2 separate regions of the Homo sapiens genome follow, and region 1 is linked to region 2. The links are chromatin loops, found by intact Hi-C in ENCODE. Cell type or tissue: MCF 10A. All regions are shown on one strand. Links, peaks and the distances in the headings refer to the core of each region. The heading gives the core; the rest is flanking DNA.

What was found. Peaks named below come from ENCODE experiments on the same cell type or tissue, not always from the same donor. Only the 100,000 strongest peaks of a DNase experiment are listed, where the experiment ranks them.
Region 1: a loop joins it to region 2, with 2.3 times the contacts of the local background. A loop is called at or near these places in 1 of 110 quality-filtered maps.

Annotation. Positions count from the first base shown.
Region 1 is chr11:119,790,149-119,800,618 of GRCh38, forward strand. No RefSeq gene overlaps it. Among named protein-coding and RNA genes, the nearest start is that of NECTIN1-DT, 66 kb to the left of the region's middle. RefSeq lists an enhancer at 5,493-6,114. In MCF 10A, for the core only: no CTCF peak of the experiment used is centred there; a DNase peak (open chromatin) is centred at 5,243.
Region 2 is chr11:119,860,278-119,870,747 of GRCh38, forward strand. It overlaps LOC124902771 (a long non-coding RNA gene), which reads left to right. Exons shown (of 2, transcript XR_007062920.1): 2 at 6,743-7,407. Among named protein-coding and RNA genes, the nearest start is that of LINC02744, 130 kb to the right of the region's middle. In MCF 10A, for the core only: no CTCF peak of the experiment used is centred there; a DNase peak (open chromatin) is centred at 5,784.

The DNA of each region.
Region 1 (10,470 bases), core at 2,948-7,947, 71 kb before region 2:
TGTCCCACGGGCCATAGATATGCATTTGGGAGGTTGAGGCAGCTGGGGGCCTGTTGGAGCTGTGCAGGAGGCGGGGCTCTCTGTGGGAGCTAGAGCAAGCTAGCATGGGGGCTGTCACCATCCTGGGTGTGTCCCCGGCCCCGGCAAGACAGAGCTTGCCTGGGCTCCCCCTGTCTTGCCCTGAATTAGAAGATGACATTGCCGGAGAGACTGGACACTTTGAAAAAGCTCCTTGCTTTCTGAGCTGAAATCTGTCCTCATCTACATCATCTCTCTAATCTTTTATGAAGGGACAGTAATGGAAATACTGTTAGAGAACGCCTGCTGGGTACCATGTTTTTGTTTAATTCTTACAGTGACACTACAAGGGAAGCCGACCCGGAGCCCAGGCACAGAGGCAGGGAGGGGCTTGCCTGACACCATTTGGGACAAGAGTCAAACCAGGTCCATCTGATCACAGACTAGTGTCGTTAGCCGTGCACTGTCCCAGGAGCTTCTGTGGGGACACCAGGGAATGACTGAGGCCACACTCGGTCACCCCACAAGCTAGTACCATCACACAGATGCCGACAGGACAGCAGAATGATGGCATCAGACTGAAGCTGGAACATGAAGGCAGAGGCCCAGCACCGTGTGTGCATGTGGTGGGGGGTGTGCACACTTGCATACACACACACACACGCATAAGTGCATATCTGCATCTATTCTTGCGTTTGCATATGTGTGTATTGTGTGTGTGCAAATCTCACTTGAATACTAAAGAAAATGTTAATACCCAATTCTACAACCATATATGGTACTGCAGCTATGCCCCCTTAAGAGGAGGGAGAGAGGGCTGCCTGGACAAATTCTGGGGAGGCTTCTGGGAGGAGGGAGTGCTTAGGCAGGGCGTCAGGAATTGGTGAGGATCAGGGCTGCAGCTAAGAGTCTTTTTGTGCACGACAGAAAGCGCGTCCAGCAAAGCCCAGCTCAGGGCCCTTCTGGCTTTCATTTCAAGCTTGGGCTTTTTGTTTGGCTAATCCAGATCCTCCTCTTCCTGGGCCTTGTGTGTGTGCACATGTGGGCAGGGGCTGGGGTGAGGACAGGCGTGCTTCCAAGTTGAATGGAGGTTCCTCCCTTGGGGTGCTGCAGTGGTTGAGGCTCCCTGCCTGGTCCTGTCCAGACCCTCCTGTCCTCTGACAGCCAGAGAGTCTGCACATCCCTCACTGGTGCAGGACGGCTGGGGCAGGAGGGATGCACGGAGCTCCAGGAGTGCAGGCTACTGCCCTGACACTTGCCCCACTCACTGTCTGGGCACCCTTAACCAGCTTCCTGCTGTGAGGACCCTGCTGCTCACTGTGTGTGAGGGTGAGTGTGAGTGAGTGAGAGAGAGAAAGAAAGAGAGAAACGGAAATAGCTTGAGGGCATCTTGGTGTGGGGACCCTGGATGCGAGAAGTGGCTGACATGGAAGCTGGACGGTGGCCCCCTGCCCTTTCCATCCCTTTCTCTGGTCTGGACTGAGTGAGCGTTGTGTGGGGCCCCCCTTGCTTGGTTGTACCTCCAGAGGCAGCCTGGACCCAAGAAGGCAGCTCATGCAACCCCAGCCACAAAGCAGGAGGGCCCTTTAACCAGCCTCCCGTGTCCCTGCTCCCCCTCCCCTCCTACTGATACTCCATAACCTCTGCGTACAGCAAACCGAGGGGACAGGAGGCCTCCCGTGGAGCTGAACTAAATCCCACATGCCACAGCCCAGGAAGGCTTTTCCTCGGAAGGCACCGAGGCCCCAGGACTAGGAGCAAGATTGCAAGTCTCCTGTCTCCCCCATCTCCTGTGGCTGTGTGGAGGCTGGGCTGGGCTAGCTTCCCAGCTCAGTGGGTGGCTGAGAGTTACTCAGCTTCATCTCTATGAGCAAACAGCAGTGGCTCAGCAGGGAGGGCAGAGTGGGGCTGGCCCACCCTGAGCTTGTGTTGCCAAATTTGTTTGTGTTTATTTTGGTTCCTCTGCATGACATGGAAACAAATGTGCTAGGTCCCCCTTGCTCTGTCGGCTCCTCAGTGGGTGGTGACAAGGGAGCTCAGGCCTACCCCTTTCTTCATAGAGAGATTCCCTCACTTCTGCCCTGTTTCCAGTTCCCTAAGGAAAGGTTGGGGCTGGCGGGGTGTGGTGGCTCATGCCTGTAATCCCAGCACTTTGAGAGGCCGAGGTGGGCGAATCACGAGGTCAGGAGTTCAAGACCAGCCTGGCCAACGTGGTGAAACCCTGTCTCTACAAAAATACAAAAATTAGCTGGTGTGGTGGCGTGTGCCTGTAATCCCAGCCACTCGGAAGGCTGAGGTGGGAGAATCACTTGAACCCAGGAGGCAGACGTTGCAGTGAGCCAAGATTGTGCCACTGCACTCCAGCCTGGGTGACAGAGTGAGACTCTATCTCAAAAAAAAAAAAAAAAAAAAGGTTGGGGCTGCGGTGCAGGGATGGGGAGAAGCCATGCGGGTGGGGCAGGAGTCAGGAGGCCAGGGTTTCTTGCTAGCTCCCTAGGATTTTGAATAACAGGGGCTCCCATTTAATAAGCACCTACTAAGTGCTTTGCATTCATTCACTGAGACAGACTTACTATTACAAATACCTACTGTCAAGCTTGGTCCTGGGAGTACAGCAGTAGCAAAAAAGAAAAAAATCCTTGCTCTCATGAAGTGTATCTTTTATTGACCCTATGATAGACAGGGATTCTCTCCTCATTTTACAGATAAGGAAACTGAGGCTCAGAAAGATACCTGGTTTACTGGAAATCACTCACCATGGTCCTCTCTGGGCCTTGAACCCTCTTCAGCCTCCGTTTCCTCCCCCTGTAAAAATGAGGAGTCAGGTGAGAGGAGCTCCTGGCTCCCTTCCACCTCTAATTGTCTATGTGGAGGGGCTGAAATTTGGAGGGAGCATTTTCAAGGGGTACAGATGTGTGCCAGTGCTTGAAGAAAATGGAGGAAATGGCTTGGCACTGGTTTGGAGTGGGCGTTGAGCCTGGGACACAGCTTAGTGGCTTGTGCTTTTGGGGGCCAGGCCCTACTGCTCTGAGAAAGTCCTCTCATCCTTGAATCAACAACAAAATTCTCCCAGAGAAGAGGCTCTACCTTTGTTCTGGCCCCCTGCATTCCATGCTGTGCACCACGTCACCCCTTAGCTAGGAGGTCCCAGGCCCCTGGTTCTTAAAGAGAGAAGCTACAGGAAGAATGTCTGCCTGGGCCGTCTCTGCTTCTTATCCCCAGCCTCCAGCTCCAAATCCAAGGGCCTCTCCTTCCTGAATTGACCTGGTGTGGGGCAACTGGCAGTGAAAGGCCTTGCTTGGAACCCCCATGGGAATGGGTGTGTTCTGCTCCCAGGGTTCTTCCAGCCCGCAGAGGCATTAAGGACATGTGGGGAGGCCCACACCCTGACTCACTTGCATCCACCGGGCCCACAGCTGAGCAGTTAATTAGGAGCACAAGGGCTTGGGGAGCTCATAGACATGACTTGGAGGCTGTGGGGAGCCGAGGAGAAAGGTGCGGCTTTTCCACCTGAGGGATGAGAAGGCTGGGACACTGAGTGGGGTGAGTGTGTGGGGTGGCAGGGGGCCGGCAAAGGGAAGGCTCAGTGCTGCCCTGTTCTGGTGGCCCCAAGGTTAGCACAGAGCAGATGATCTGAGCTCCACAGTGTCAGGGTCAGACCGGAGCAAGGGCTCCCTGGCTAGAGAGCTCCTCGTGCTGAGCTGGGTGGAGCTGTTCCTGGAAGGTCTTTAACATTGGCTAAGCCCCGAACACCTGTGGCTATGAAAGCGCAGCTCAGCTGGGGGAAGAGGGCTGGAATTAGTGACCCCTGCTCCTTTCTGACCTCAGTTTCCAGGATTTTACCTCAAAACAGCATTGCCCACTTATTAGGAAGGACCAGTATTGGGCAGCTACTCCCATGGTGATGGGGTTCAATGACCTCTGACTCCCTCCTGTGCAGAGAGGGTCAGAGGGTCATTTCACCCACTCCTCTGCCTCTGCCTCCACTGCCCTCCAAGGCAGCCCAGAAACTCACCCGCTTTTCCAGAACCGCCCCCCACCCCCAGCCTTGCCACAGCTCTTCTCCTACCAGCTCTTCCATTGGGCAGTTCTTCTTTGGGTCTGCCCTGCAGCAACACCAACTAGTGGGGAATCCCCTGGTGAGCCCAGCCCTCCCCGCCGTTGGGGGTCTCGGGAAATGTATTGCTTGTGGCAGCGTGTCAGTGGGTTTGGAGTGGCACGGCTGGGCGGGCCTGACAGCAGAAATTGGAAGCCGGCTGCGTTTGACAGGTATATTATTCCCGCTGCCCTCGATTTATTTACCAAACAGCATGCGGAGCCCCAGAAAGCTCCCGGAAAGAAGGAGGGAGTGGAAGTGGAGGGGCTCTGCAAGGGAGGTCAGGTGGCCTCCGTGCTCCAACATTGGCACTGTGTAGGGAAGAGGAACGGGGAGCCGGGTGGGTGTGGGAGGCTGGGGCCCCCAAGAGAGCTCACCCCAAGTTTCTCCATCTGGCTTAGAGCTGCCTGTGGGACTTTCCTTCCAGGCCTCAGGAAGAGGGGCTTCCCAAGCATTTTGGGTCCAGGGCCAGGGGTTCTCGGTCAAAGTCAAGTGAGGGGCTATGTCTCAGAGGTGGTTTAGGGCAGGACCCTGCCATGCCTAGTGCACAGGGAAAGAGATGGAGATGCTGAGGAGGGCAGGGACCCCTCAGCAGGTGCCTGGGAAGAGCAGAGCGGCTATGCGTGCTGTACAGGTGCAGGTGCCCATGGGCACAGCCAAGGGGTGAGTGAGGTCTGAGCTTGAGCCCATGCTCTGGTTGCCAAGTAGGGCACATGGCACAGAGCTGTGTTGACCTGAAGAGAATGCCTCTTTCCAGTTGGTACAAACATGCTGTGTAGGCCGGTGACCAGCTATGAGGATAAGCAGAATATTTGAAGCCACACAGACAGGCATCCCTGCCCACCTTGGTTCATACAACCCATGGGACCCTGGAAAGGGCCCCCGGCATCTCTGAGCTTTCCTTTCCTCACAGTAAATGATAATAACCAAAATGCCACTTCTTGGGGCTATTGAGAGGAATAAATAAGATAATCTGCATAAGAATGCTTTGTAAGCAGTAAAACATATAGCTTTTTAAAGGGCATGTAAATGAGTATTGAGAAAAGGCAGCGTGAGCATTGCCGCGCGCATTCAGTGCTGGATGGTGTGAGTCACCGGCTGTGAGGCTGGGAATGTCTGAGTGTGTTTGGCAGGTCAGGTGGGGTGTATGTTGGAACGTGGGTGTGGGACTGTGTCTGCCCAGATGTGGATTTGCTCTGAGTAAGATGAGGAAACTCATCAGAAAAGTCCTTGGCTGCTGCGGACGGATCTGAGAGTGTGCGGCTGGTATCTGAGTGTGACCGCAGGCTGGTGTGCACGTGTGTACCAGTGAGGGTGTGAGGATGGGTGCCTGACTTTGCAATGGGCATGGCGAGATTGTGATTGGGCATTAGGAAGGCACAGGCCCATGGATGCAAGTGAGTCAGGGTGTTGGAGTCAGTGTGCAAGACCATCTGCAGGGTCAGGGGTGTTTAGTGTGCACATATATGGCATGCACACACGTGCACACATGCACACATGCACAGTGAAAGCAGGCTTGGCAGTGTCAGCAGTATACCTCCTACCTCTGAACCTGATGCAAAATTCATGGAGCATAGGATTCTAGAAATGCAGAGAAGGAGGGGGAGGCAGGCCCCTCCGGAACAGTGAGTCACAGGACAGCGAGGGGCTGAATGTAGAATCCCTTCCTCCCCTCATGAGCTCTGAGGCTCAGAGAGGCTGCCTGCCCATCTATTTCTTCCCAGCTTCTGCTCTGGGGCCTTCCTTGGGATGTCATAATGATCCATATTCTGTAACACATCAACGCTGGAAGTCTAGCTGCCCTTGGCCAGCGCAGATGCTGGGGAGTGGAGGCAGGGGAGAGAGGGAAGCATTGGGACCCCCCAATGGTCCCAATTCATACAGGCCTCTGGGCCCCATCAGATGAGCAGGTGATGGTACCAGGGCAGTGAGGCACCAAGGCATCTCTGGAATAGTGAGTACCCCCATGGTACTGGGGATCACAGTGGTAATTGGGGAGCAGCACCTTGAGTTGGGCAGTTTCCAGGGACCTCAGACAAACCTCTGTAGGCTCAGCACCTTCTTCTCTATGGTGGTCAGGCTGGAACGGAGACTCGGTGGAAGGTTCATCTATACCTGCCATTGGCCACTTTCCTATGATGGGGCAGGGCTCCTGGGCCTGACAGGGCAGGAGGACTTCCGGCCCCACACCCCATCCTTGCTCTAATGCTGGCATCCAGTCTCTGACTGTGGATCTGGCTGGGTTGTGGGGTGGGGCTGGAAGGGCTCCAAGATGAGCCAGGCGTGCTGACCCCCTTGGAGGAAGGCGCTGCAGAGGCCAGCAGGGGCACGCAGCACACCAGCTGGGAAGGAGACAGGAGCCCAGAGGGGCAGGGGCCCTGTCACGTCCATTTACACTCCATGTGCTGGAACTCGGCCCTCTAGGGAAGAGGAATGTGATGCCAGAGAGGCTGGGGGACATCTGTCTCCCCAGTTCAGGCCAAGACACACTCACTCATTGCTTGAAGCCCCATGGCCCTGTTCCTCCTGGGTCTCTAGACCCAATGGTTCCCTGTGTCCTCTCCCTCTGCCTGGCTGCTTGGCCATAGAGGCCATCTGCAAGCTTCCTGTTGGGCTCGGCCTGGGCAGTGCTGTATTTGTGTCTCTCCTGCCTGTCTCTGAACCAGCCTGCCTTCCCCCACCTCTGTCGCTGCCTTTCCCTCTGTTTCTCAGCCTTCATCCCTGCCTCTCTGTCCCTGCCCTCATCCTCCCCTCTCTTCTCTCTTCCCCTCCCCTTTCCTTTCTCCCTCCTTTTCTAATCTTGTCTCTCTCTGAACCTGAAGTGCTTTGGCATTAAATCCCATTCCCCATCCTCTCTTTAGATCCTCCCTGTGCCTCGGAAGGGTGGTAAATAAAGCGAGAGAGAGGCCGGGGAGCCAAGAGCCTTAAATGCTCCTCTCTGCACTGCCTGCAGCCCTTGTCTCCTGATGGGGACGTCACAGCCCCAGAGAAAAAGGGGGCTCCTGGGCCTCATGCCATCGTGTGCACAGGCACACACATGCACACACACGCCATGCTTTTGTGAGGAGGGGGAGGAGGCCTTCAAGTGGGAAAGAAAAGAAATCAAAGCACTCCCGGTGCTTCGTTTACATCAGGCTCTAAGTAGGTGGAGGGGAAGCAGAGGAGGGAGGAGCTGGGGGCAATAGGTCACACACGTGGCAGGAGGACTCAGCAGGGCAGGCACCTCGAGAGATCAGCCCCCAAGCTCCTGATCCTGAGGCTGTCAGCCTGAGATGGAGGGGTTGGGACCAGCCAGGCTGACCTGAGCACTGCCCGCGCCAGCCCCCAGACCCCTTAGCTGAGAGCTCAGAACCCTTCAGAACAGGCCCTGCCTTCCTCATCACTCCTGCCGTCCCCAGCCTGTATGCATGCCCCGTCTATGCGCCTGTCTTTTTATTGCACCTCACTGACATAGGATGCAGAGTTTCTAAAAACCCAAAATACACAAATAAACCTCCCCCGACCAAACACACACAGCTTGGGAGTCGGACAGCCAGGTTGGACCTGGGATGGGCTGCCATAAGCATACCTGGGCAGCCCGGTGGACAGCTCCACTCCCCTCTTTGTTTCTGGCCACCCAGCCATCTTCCCTTTGGGAAGTCAGCTCTCTGGCTGTCCCTTTTCCCATCCTGTCCTAGCCTTTTCTCAGCTGTGTTGGCCCTACTTTCCTGTTCCAGGGAGCAGGGGAGGTGCTTGACCCAGCCTGGCCAATGAGAGCTTTCATCGCCTGGACATGCAGATTGGTCCAGAGTCAGGGAAGTCAGCTTTAGAACATTTGCTGGGAATTTGGGGAAGGGGCTCTCTTTCCCCTGGCATTGCTAAACTGGTGGAAATATACCTGAAGCTGCTTTTTCACCACTCAGGAATACTCTTCCTGAGAATAAAGCCAGCACAGGACAGCAGGGCGAAGCAATAGAGAAAACAGATACTCAGTAACCTTGATCGAATGAATGCCTGGATACAACCATGTCTGAAACAATAAAACCATATTGTTTTCCTGGACTGCTCACTTATGAGAGCCAATTACTTTTTTCTTCTTGCTGAAGCCAGTTTGACTTGGGTTTCTGTCTCTTGCAAAGTAAGGGGTTAACTAATATAGAGAGGCAACTAAATTTCTTTGAACTTGAGTTTTCTCATCTGTAAAATTATCTCCCTTATGAATTCTAAAAGGACCGACTGAAGGCACTGAAGGATGCCTCGCAGGCCTGCTGTAAGGAGCACAGATTACTTTTGTGCAAAGCCTTTGGCCATTTCTATCTCACATGATCCTTTCACGAACTCTGGTAAGGTCTTAGGACTGTGATCATGCTGTCCCACTTTCAGAGGAAGAACCTCGGGGTCAGGATTGTTATAGGTGCCAGGGAACTTCTGTTAACCCCCAGATCCATGGCCATCCTCTGTCCCTGGTCTCTGCCCCAGGGAGCTGATCTGCTAGGACTGAGTCCACCAGACCCTGTGTCTCTGGATTCCCACTGGGTTCTGCCAATGGGAAGCCCCAGCAGGGGATCCAAAGGTTGGAGGAGAAGTCAAAGCATTTCTTCCCCCATATCCCTCTCCTGTGGTCACCTCAGGCTGGCCAGGTCCATTGACTGGAGGTCAGTGCTACTCACGTGGTGGCCTCTCTTTCTGGGTTCTGGTAACCACTCCCTTCCTTCGGACCTTGAGGTGTTAACAGCCCTGCTTCTGCCTACACCCTGCCAACACATTTATAAAATGTCGTGTATTAAACTCTTCCTGATTGTGAGCCATTGATATCCCTCGGAGACTGACTGACATTGGGTCGCCCAATGTCATCAGCTATTTGAATTCAAGTATGTAGGTTTTGTATCCTGTGTTTTTTGAACTCCCCGGCATTACCCACTGCTCCTGGGACCTCTCACAGTCCCATCTTCCGCTAAGGCCCAGGTGAGCCACACTCTCTCCCTGAAGCTTTCCCAAGTCCCCATCCTCCTGCCTCGTCCTTGTCCAAACCATCCTCTCCCGTCCCTCTTTCCCTCTGTACTCTGTTCATATCTCTATCTATGGGTGTGGGTGCCTGCCAGATGCCTGTCTAATCTTCCCCAGGTGCAGGGGCCATGAGTCATTCCATCTGTCTCTCCAGTGCCCAGCACCATTTCCCTCAGCCTCTCAGTGCCCAGTCTAGGAGCTGGCACATAGTAGATGCTCAATCTACCATGAGCATCTATTCATAGTAGATGAGTTGGCTGAATTCAATAATAGAACCTAGAGTCACTCTCTGTGATGGGGCCACAGGAGCCTCTGCATTAGTGGTGGTCTCTGCCCAGAACACCTTTCCTTCCTGTGGCTGCCCAGGGAACCCCTCCTCATCCTTCAAAACTCAGCTCAAGCAATCCCTCCTCTGGGAAGTCTTTCCTCACTCAGAGGTCTGGCACCAGTGGTGCATTGTATGGTTCTCCAGCTACTCTTGCCTGGCTCTCTCCTGTGTGTCCAGGCACCCCAAGAGCAGGCTAACTCACATCAGAGCTTCACACGGCACTGACGTGAGTTAGCCCTGCTCAATTCATGTCACCGCTTCTTTGCTAGGGGAGCGGTGTGGCTCGTGGAAAAGTGGCATGTGGATCTGGCCACAACTCTGACCAGAAGTCTGACCTCGCCTGACCTTTCTGAGCCTCAGTTTGCAGGTATTGCCTAACACTGTGCTTGGTGCATGAGGGTGATCAGTGGATGGTCACACAATGAACAGCTGTGGCCATTTCTTTTACTTAAAAAGATCTCCTTGTCAGGGTATATGGCAACCCCTAATGTATCCATCTGTGGTAGCTCCTGCTTGAATGCTGGGCTCACTGGGAAGTGGTCTGCCATGATAGTGTGGCCTTGGAGAGCAGCCAGCATTTCCCCTAAGAGCAGGAGACACTGCTCTTGTATCCAAAAAGGAAGGTCTGGGACAGATAATTGGAACAAGGAAGTCCCACTTGATGAGTAAGACTGACAGCTTGGCCTGCCTCTGCAGGTGCTTGGGTATCTGGAAGGTGTTCCTTGATGGCAGGGGTGGAGCTGGCGCCTGCCTTGTGAATGGCCCTAAGAGCCACCACTAATTGAGCGTGTCATGTGTGAGCCCTGTGCTTGGGGTTTAGCTCTCATGGCACTGTTATGAGTAAGTATTTTTGTCTCCACTTTCCAGAGGAGGAACTGCATTTTAGAGTGATGAAGTAGCTTACTGAGAGCCAGGGTCCAAATTCCAGCCTGGCTCTAATGCTTATGACCACAGCTGAAGTGGAAACAGAGGAGACCAGAGGGGGAGACCCTGTAGGCACCCCCAGCCCCGACAATGAGCCACTGTGGTTTGTAAATCCAAT
Region 2 (10,470 bases), core at 3,581-8,580:
TCAAAAATGTCTGTGGAAGGCTCTTCTGAGCTAGCCTGGTCATATTCCAAGTTCTCCAGGTCTCCAACACCCAGCATATAGCTTCTCCGCATAGGCTCGGGGTGGCAGGCCAGCTTCCCCTCCGTGCTCCAGGTCTCCCCTCTCCTGGGTAGTTCCCATTCCCTGAAAGGAGGCTGTGGGGCTCTATGTGCCCATGAGAGTAAGGGCCAGCTGGAAGCAAACTCAATGAGCCCTGAGTCCCCAACCCATCTCTGTCTCTGTCTTTCCACCTGTGTCCCACCTTTGTGTCCCTCCCACGAGGCCACGCAAGTCCCTTCATCCATCCTTGTCTTGGTCTTTCTCCTTGTGTTCTGGTTCCTCCTTCCTTTTGGTCAATCTTTCTCTGTTTCCCTGTCATTGTCCGCTGTGTCTTTCTTCCACGTTTTGCCCCTGTCTCCCTGTTTTCCTTCTGTGGTTTCTGCATGTCTAGATCTGCCCTGCCTCCTCCCATATGTGGTTTGCACACACCTTGCAGAAAAGCCATGGCTATCTGGGGTGATTTGCCTGGCAGAGCTTCTAGACCCTGGCATATCCTGCAAGCCATGCCCCACTTCTAGACCCTGGCATATCCTGCAAGCCATGGCCAGCGCCCTTCTTATTTCCTGATCTGGGCCCAGAGCTGGTGAAACTGGCAGGGGCAGCCTAGCCAGAGCAGGGGGAGGCAGCAAAGCCATGGACTTGCCAGAGGAGCTTTCAGGGGGGTTAAGGGCTTTTAAAACAGCCCATCAGCATGGAGCCAGCATCCTTGGCCTTTGGAGTGATGGACTGGGAAAGAATGGGGGGTAGTTTAGTTGACAGCATGTTGATACTAACATAAATCTCATTAAAATAATGAATTTGTCAAACATAACCATGTCTGTCCCCTTAACAGTTTAGGGTGCAATGGCTGTGCCCCTTTATGTCCACGTAATAAGGATGCTGAAGCCCAGTCTCCAACCCATGACTGCCCTGAGATGGCAAATCCAGACACACCCTCCCCATCCTGGGCCCCAGGAGGCCCTGGGCCTAACGAGTGTTTGGAGGGGCAGGACCAGACTTGCTGGCACCCAGGGCCCTTGCACTTGCCTGCCCCCTGTCTGGACTGCTCCTCCTGAGATGTCTACATGGCTTGCTCCCTCACCTCCCACAAGTCCTTTGCTGGGATTTTACACTTGCAGCCCGGTGGTCTCTGGAAAGACCATTTAAAATTGCCCCTGACCTGGCCATCCCTCCACTCCCCCTCTGCCGTGCATCTCCCTCCCGTTTAATCAGTCATTGCTGTGTCCTGACACCTGCCTGTAATGGTCATGGGGACAGGGATTTCTGTCTGTCTTACCGTACTCCCAAACCTCCAATGGTATCTGGTACATAGTAGGTGCTCAATACATATTTGTTAAACATTCATTTGCACCTGGGTTGGGAATTTTTGTGTACCACAAGGAGGGTTTTGCAATCTTTATCTGTTTTTAGATATGTTTACTTTTCAGAATTTATCTCCTTTTGTGTTTTTGATTTCTAATTCACACTCAACCTCTTATTCCCACTCTGTACTGTTTAGGATAATATAAATGATAATAAAAAGTGGGAAATAACCTAAATATCCAATAACAGGGATTAGTAGGAAACATACATAGTCTTACAAAACAGAATGTATAATAAGATTCTATTTTTGTAAACTAAATCTGTAGATACATATTTATTTCTCATTATTTGGCAAGATTTTTTTTTTGGAGACATGAGTATGGACATTAATAGCTACCTGGTGAAAAAACAGCTTCTGGATTCATAGAGTTTAGGGAATGGCAAAGTTTAAATGGGTTTCCTAACTGAGGCTCTCTATAGAGCTTTACATGCATTTACAATGAATATTACAATAAATATTCATTACAATGAATACTACAAAGCTCCAAGAAGAGGGTAGAATGTACAGTACTTTTTGAAATTTGACCAGGTGTGTTGCTGCTGTTTGTGTTGTTGTTTTATAGCTCAAGGGACTGAAGTTCTAGAACCTTCTTTGGGAAGTGGTAACACACACATGCTGGGAAGAATGCAGAGGTGCAGGTGCCCAGGTGTTCTCAGTGGCTGTGTCTGAATGGGGGCTTACACTTCTTTATGTTCTTTGTGCTTGTCTGTATTTTCTATAATGTGCATTTTATAAGTTAAAAGCAGCACAGCCGGGCGTGGTGGTTCACGCCTGTAATCCCAGCACTTTGGGAGGCCGAGACGGGCAGATCACGAGGTCAGGAGATCGAGACCATCCTGGCCAACACGGTGAAACCCCATCTGTACTAAAAATACAAAAAAATTAGCTGGACGTGGTGGTGGGCACCTGTAGTCCCAGCTACTCGGGAGGCTGAGGCAGGATAACGGCCTGAACCCAGGAGGCAGAGCTTGCAGTGAGCCAAGATCGCACCACTGCACTCCAGCCTGGGCCACAGAGTGAGACTCTATCTCCAAAAAAAAAAAAAAAAAAAAAAAAGCGCAACCCAAAGACAAAAGTATAAAAAAATTCTGGAATTTTTCAAATTGGGGTCCTCCTCCCTTCTTTTTAAACATTTCTAATTTGTTTTCAACCTGCTCGGCTCAGCTTTCTTGGCAGTGTTTTTATAATTTTTTTTATTTTGAAAATTAGTTGTAAATGAACGTTTCCAACCAACAGCTCATGTTTTCTTTATGACCAGTTCATCATCTTGGCCAAATAGTCATTTCTGGACCAAATCAGAGAGATGGGAGGAGGGACCTGGAGTGGGAGGTAAGAGAGAGAATGGGAATAGATAAGGTAGGAAAAAGACAGGGAGCAAGACAGGGAGAGGCAGAGACCAGAGAGGTGAGACGGAGTGGGAGGAAGAGAGGGAGCGAGGAGGAGAACTCAGAGAGACCAAGAACTCAGAGAGACCTTGGAGCAAATGAGAAGCAGGATGAGGAGGATGGACATTCACCAAACACTCATTCAGCCCTTCCCATGGACCGAACACCAGGTGAATGGGGCCAGGACACTTGCCCTTGCAAAGATTACAGCCAGCGTGGGGGAGAGGGGTAATAAACCATTTCCAAAGAGGTTTTCGTGTTGTAATGCAGGCAGGCCGCGGAGCTCTGGGGCAGCCCTCCAGCATAGCTCAAGGGTGCGGCAGGTCACAATGTGGCTGCAGGAGCCACTCTCTGATCTGCCCTTTTTCCTAGAGGAGAGGAGCTGAGGCCTTGGCTCCTGTGTTTCCACTGGAGAGGCTTTGGGGGTGCCCAAAGGGCAGGAGCTCCCAGGGTGGGGGTGGGGAGGGCTGGGCCCCTTGTCTGTCTGGAAGCTGCGTATGTGTCATATGCATCGTGCATGGGCAACACACACGGTTTTTGCAGAGACTGTTTGTTATAAACTGACAAAAATAGATTGTTTTCTAAGAAACGCTCTTATTCACATGCTTTTCATAAGATTGAAAAATGTCAATTGCCTACACCAGAAAATATATATTATTACTTTGATGTGGCGACTGGTGGAGATTACGCAGGGGCAAAAGCAGCCCCCATCCCTATCCCTGGACACAGCCTGTGTTCGGAATCTGTGCAGTCGTTTCCTGCTGCAAGCCAGGAGCAGGGATGAAAACGGCCTCTGGAGGCCCCTTCCAGCCTGCACGTCCTTTAATCTGCATGATTTGATGGTGGCCAGCGCCCAGCCTGGGCTGCACCCCCGCCAGGCCCCCTGCCTTCCTCCTGCCCTCATCACAGTTTCTGGGCTGCACTCCTGGCGGGAGGATGAGCAGCCTGCGGCTAATCCCCGATTAATATTTCATGCTTCTGATGGAGGGCCTGGGAGGGGAGGATCACTGAGGGCTGAGCGTGGAGGGAGAGCTGGAGAGGTCCGGGAGTTGCTTCGTGTCTGAGGATGAAGGAGGGGCATTGATGAGAATGGGGAACTGCAGCCTCTCCCACAGACCACCCCAGGCCCAGGGAATCTTTAGAGGCCATAAGGCAGCAGCTGCTCCTGCTCAGCACCTGTGGGCGGAAGAGAGCAGGATAAGCAAGGGAGCCACTTTCAGCCCTGCTCAGCACCTAACACCACCACCTCCCCCAGGAGCCCCACCCACCAGCTCTTACTGACCTTCGGAGTTTACAGTCCAGACGGAAAGGCAGGTGTTAAACAAATGCACGGAGCAATAAATACAAATGTGGCAGGGACCTTGCTCTGAGGAAGTGGAGCATGTCATAGAAGAGCCAGGTGAGAAGGGGAGGGCTCAAGCTCCCCGGGGAGGGGCAAGCCTGTGCACAGGCCTGAGATGAAGCACGTGGCTTAGGGTCCAGGCTCTGGAACCAGACTTCTGTCTTCAAATCCTGGCTGCATCATCCCCCATGACCTTGGCCAAGTTCCTTTTCCATACCCTCATGCCTCGGCTTCCCCCTCTCTCAAAAGATCATAATCGTGTCTACTTCACTGCATTATCAGTTAGGAGTAAATGCTCTCATGCAGGTAAAGCGCCTGGACTGGTACTCAACACATAATAGGTTCTCAGTAAATGTCAACCAGTAGTACTGTTACTGATATTATTTTACCTGCCAGGAGGAAAATGTTTGTGAGCCTAAGAAGAGGACCTGCCCCCTGAAAAACTGGGCTGGAGATACCTGCTCCTTCTCCCCTGCCTGGTTCTCATGGCCCCTTCCTGCTTCGGGTGGACCATCAACTGCACATGGCCCAGGGGCACCAGGGAGGATGCGTTGGAAAAGGGACAAGGGCACAGCGCCCACCCTCCCATCCTGCCCGGAGGAGCCCCGGCCGGCAGCTTGTGACAGATGGCAGTGCTTTGAATGACTACTTCAATTTTAACTCTTTTCGATAATCCAGCACCCAAAAGCCACATACTTTAAAACTGTCCCTGGATCATAGATCAGCCCAAAGAGACCAAGTCCAACTCAGTTAATAACCTCTGGAAACACCATCAATCACTGGGAGAGCCTCTCCTTAGGGCTCTCCATACCAACTCCTGGCAGAGATGAATGAATGGGCCACTGTGCTTGGCAGTGGCTCTGCCTCTTGGGCTATTTGCATCTCACCTTCTTGCGCTAGAACTTGGACTTTTTGGAGCTGACCCCAGGGTGGAGACAGGAGTCAGGCCGCTGGGCAGGAGCAACTGAGTGACTGTCGCTTGGAGAGAGGAGGCTGATGTCTCTCCCTGTCCTGCTCAAGGGAACCCCTCCCCTTCTTCCTGATCTCTCATGGCCTTGGTGGTCTCTGTGGCCTCAGGTGGGCTGGCCACAACCCCAGATGGCCTCAGCCTCTCCTGCGGGAGCCCCTTTAAGAGTCTGCCCCCTGGGGAGCCGTCACACAGGAGTCATATGGAGAACACAGTGTGCTTGAGCAATACCTGCTTCTCGTTGGGTGGGAGCTGCCACAGGCCGACAGCCATGCTTTGGACAATTTTGTTCCACAGAGGCTGGGCCCTCCCCTGGAAGCTGGCTGACCAGGGACTGCATCCTCTCTGATGGCGACACCCTGAGGCCTATGAGTTCCTCCTTCTGCTGGCTCTCATACCCAGCCCTGCTGCCTGCCACTTAAGTACCCTGCCCACACACCCAGCCTCCTAGTCTGTCACCTCCTGCTTCTCCCTTCAGTCCTCCCTGCACACCCTGCCAGAGGCCTCCCTGAAGCCTGATCACATCACTCCTGCACCTAAATCCAAGTTTCCTGGCCTGGTGTTCAATTCCAAACTAACCCTGCCAGGGACACTGTCCCTGTTATTTACTCCTCAGCCCAAACTCTTGGCTCAGGCCCAATGAATCATTCCTCCTTCACCCACCCCACCTTGTGCATTTCAGCACATGGTTACTCATAACATGCATGAAGCCTCCTCTCTGTCCTCTCTCCACCTATTAAAATTCTACCCATTCTGGTTTTTTTTTTTTTTTTTTTTTTTTTGAGACGGAGTCTCGCTCTGTCATCAGGCTGGAGTGCAGTGGTGCGATCTCAGCTCACTGCAACCTCCGCCTCCCGGGTTCAAGCGATTCTCCTGTCTCAGCCTGCCGAGTAGCTGGGACTACAGGCACGTGCCACCATGCCCAGCTAATTTTTTGTATTTTTAGTAGAGGTGGGGTTTCACCATGTGGGCCAGGATGGTCTCAATCTCTTGACCTCATGATCCACCCACCTCAGCCTCCCAAAGTGCTGGGATTACAGATGTGAGCCACCGCGCCCGGCCTAAAATCCTACCCATTCTGTAAGTCCCAGTTGAAGTCTCACCTCCTCCATGAAGTCCTCCTTGACCACTCCAGTCCCTACTTCTGGAACTAATGGCATGCACTGTCACTAATATAGCCCTAGGCACTGGGCATTGGCAACTTTGTATTGCTAGGTTCATGCTTGACTTGGAAGCCCTGCCTTATATGTCTTTGAACCCTGCACAGACATTCTTTTCTTTGTATCTCCCACCCCAGACCTATCTTCACATGTCCAGGTATTTCCCAGGCTTCAAAGCTGCCTCCTTTGGAATCCATGCTCTTGGGAGGGTGATGGAACCAGATGAACAGCTCAAGAGGCAGGAACCATGCTGTCCTCTTCACTCCTGTGTTCTTAGTGCCTCACACCCAGCCTTTTGTTCAGAGAGCAGATGAAAGTTACTGGCTGGATTGGATTGCTTTAGACTTCATCTTCACCTCTTCAGTGGCATGTGTTGCTCTCTGCCTTATGTTATAAATGATATTCTCACACTCATCCTATAACCTACTCAACATCTTGTTTCCCCAGCAACATCTATCAAGGTACCTTGCTGCAAATGCCAAACACTTGGATGAAAGCCTGGATGAAGTCTCCTCCAGCTACCCTGGGAAGTGCTCTCTGGCCTATGGTAACCTACAGGTGGAACTTGAGGTGTGATGTGCCACCTGGGCTTGGTAAACAGCCCCTCCTTATGTGTATATACCACATTTTCTATATCCACACATGCAGGTGGACATTTAGACTGCTTCCTCATCTTGGCTATTGTGAATAACATTGCAGTGGAATATTACTCAGCCACAAAAAAGAAGGCAATCTTTTCACATTCAACAAAATAAATGAACCTTGAGATCATTATGCTGAGTGAAACAAACCAATAACAGAAAGACAAATACTTCATGATCTCACTTATATGAGGCATCTAAAGCAGTTAAACCCACAGAAGCAGAATGTGGAGTGGTGGTTACCAGGACCTGGGAGGAGGGGGAAATGGAGAGTTACTATTCAAGGAGAATTGATGTTCATAGAGTCAGTCATGCAAGATGAGAGAGTTCCAGAGACGTAGATCATTGTGCTTAGTGTTAATGATAATGTATTGTACACATAAAATTTTGGTGAAGAGGGCAGATTTCATGTTATGTGTGTTTTTCATAATAAAATAGTTTCTAAAGGAATTAAAACTATCCCACACTATACCCCTCTGGCCCCAGGATTCTTCTTCCCTTAGTTCTTTCTGCCCAGAACCACCTGAAGACTGGCAGCTGAGTGTTCTGAAAAAAGCTCTAAGCTTGGGGGAGGGAGATCCAGGTTTCTTGACTGTACTTCTTATTGACTGTGTGATGCGTGCAAAATACTTAAACTCCTTTCTCCACGTTTCCTTATCTTTGAAAATGGAGCACATAGAAATACCAGTCTTGGCTACCCTGCAGAGTTTCTGGGAAAATCTAATGAGCTCATGTTTGAGGAAGCGCATTGTGAATAATAAAACACGATACAGGTTGCTATTATTATTCCAGCGAAGTTTCTGGCCAGATGGAGGCAGGGGGGTCAGAAGCTGTAGATCCTCTTTCTGTTTACTCATTTGAATTAGGAACCATCAAGGTTGCTACAGAAAGTGGCCCCGGAGCTTGAGCCACCTGGGGTGTTGTGCTTCCGTTAGGATTGGCTTCAGCTACCAGTGACCAACACAACAGGGGCTTCTATAGATGAGAGTCGAGATTTCTCTCTAGTGAACACCTGGAGGCAGCAGGGAACGTCAGGGTGCCATGATCCTGCCCACTGGCTGTTCCGCCATCTCTATTGTGTAGCTCTGTCTTCATGGTTCAAGACGGCTGCCATCATATCCATGTCCTGGGTGGCTTCATGGAGAAAGAGACAAGTAAGAAAAGGCAAAGGGCACATGCACCAGCCGTATTTTAAGGGAGCCTGTTGGCAGTTCTGACGCAATACTTATGCTTGCACACCATTGGCACTTGGTCACATAGCCGTGCTTAGTTGCAAAGGAGGCTGTGCAGCCTTCCTCTGGTGGCCATGTGCCCAGGGAATTTCTATTGCTTTGGAAGAAGAGAAAAATGAATATTGAAAGGAAAACTATCATGTCTGCTGTGGGATGTAGGGCAGTTGGGAGGGGAGGAGAAGCTGGTCAAAATTCCCTTGTTTTTCTATTGGATCGTAAAGCCCTTCATGACTGTGTTTCTTTGAGCCAAAGACCTGACCAGAAGGTGACAGTTTAGACACTTGGTGTCAACAACTTCCTGCCATTCTCTCCCCACCCACAGGCCAAGCAGCCACCTGGATGCCCCAATTTCAGGACTGAGAATTTAGAAATGAGCAATTTCACTGTTTTCCTGCCTCCGAGGAAAAAGTGGCCAAATTATGTTTCCTGATAAAGTAGGAAATAAGTAAAGGTGAGAAGCATTGTTTGCACACCTATCTCTAGCTGTCTGTCCGTCTCTCTGCCTATTATGACAGATAGACTGTGAACTCATAAGACTACCTGAGCCCTAAGTTATGAGTTGTGGAACAGATGCCTGAAAAATCATAGCACCAAGTACTTTACATGTTATGGTCTCCATTTTACAGATGAGGACACTGAGGCACTGAAAAATTAAACACCTTGTCCAAAGTCACACAGCCAAGCTGTAACTGAGCCAGGTGTGAACTCAGTGTCCTGCCTTCATAGTTCCCATTCTGACCACCACCCTGGACTCCCTGTGTGCACCTGCCTGTGTGTCTTACTTATCACATGTGGCTCTCTGTACCTCCCCCTCTGCCTGCCTTGACGGCTCCAAACCAGCCCTTTTTCCAGACCAGAAAGTCCTTTCCCAAGCCCTGTATTTTTCAACCTTCTTCTTACAATTTGCTTCCTCCACAAAGCCTCCCTTTACTAACCCACTTGGTCTGGCCAGTGTGAACCCCTCTGTCATCCCCTTCCACACTGTGTCTGTCACTCTGCCCAGCAGCAGCTGTTGGGCCCTAGTTCACATGCTTCAGTTGTAGGTGTCCCATGCATTTTCATGTGTCCCTCTCCTGGTCTTCCCACCCTGGTGAGCATCACTGGGCTGCAATCATAGTGTGAGCTCTGGTCTCTCCTCTCTCTGCCCCACACACATCCCTGCTCCGCAGCGTGCATCTCCCTCCTGCTCCACCCCAATGGCTACACTCCTTTAACCATCCTCTCTCTGCCTAGACCTAGAGCCCACCCTGGCCTCCCCTGGCCCTTTCCCTGAGCCCATAAAGATGCTCAGGTCATCCCATGTGGTGAAACAAAACTCTTGACCACTAGGATTCCTTTCTGGTTAATGCCCTCTCATTTTCCTCCCTTGCTCAGCCAAGTTTTTTGAAAGAGTGGTCCGTACTTGCTGTTGCTTTTCTGCTGTTTCCCATATCTCCTCAACCAGCGTAGCCTGGTTTCTGCTCTTGCATGACAGACTCACATCCAGCCAAGGCCATGGGTGGTCACCATATTACACACCAAATGGGCCCTCCTCAGCCCTTATCCTTCTGTTACTGCCCCTGGCATTTGACACTGTTAACTGCTCCCTCCTTCTGAACAACTGGATCCTTGCCTTTATTACCATGACACCCTTGTCTCTTGGTTCTCTTTAAACGTCCCTCACCAGTTTTTCTTAGTCATTATTTCTTATTCTCTTTTCTTACATGTCCACACTCCCCAGGGCTCTGACCATTTTTCCTCTTCTTTTCTCACTCTACACCATCTTCCCAGGTGATTTACTACACACGCATTACTTTAAATGACACTATCGCGCAGCAGATCTCCATTTCTGGTGTGCTGCTGAGACCCACACCTGTGTATCCAGCTGCCTGCTGGTCACCTCCTCTTGGATGTGCATGTCGTCTCAACCTCGGCATTTCTAAAACCAGCTCCTCACCTTCTCCCAAACCTGCTTGGCCTGCTGCATTTCCTTTCTCAATCAGAGGCACTAACAACCACTTGGCCATTGAGTCAGGACCTGGAGAGCCATCTGGTTCCTTTCTGTTCCCATTCCCCCCACCCAGTCAGCCTCCATGTCCTACCAACTCTGCATCCCCATCTGATTTTTTTCTCCATCACCTCCAACTTTGCCTTCCCGAGTGACAACATGAAGTTCCCAGGTCACCCACTGTCCCCATGGCTGTCCCTCTCCATTTCTTTTTCCTCCCAAAGTGACCCCTTTACAAATTCAAATTCAAACATTTATACATTCAGTGAATGTTTCTTGGGTGCCTCTTAGGTTCCAAGCATAACACTTATGTCC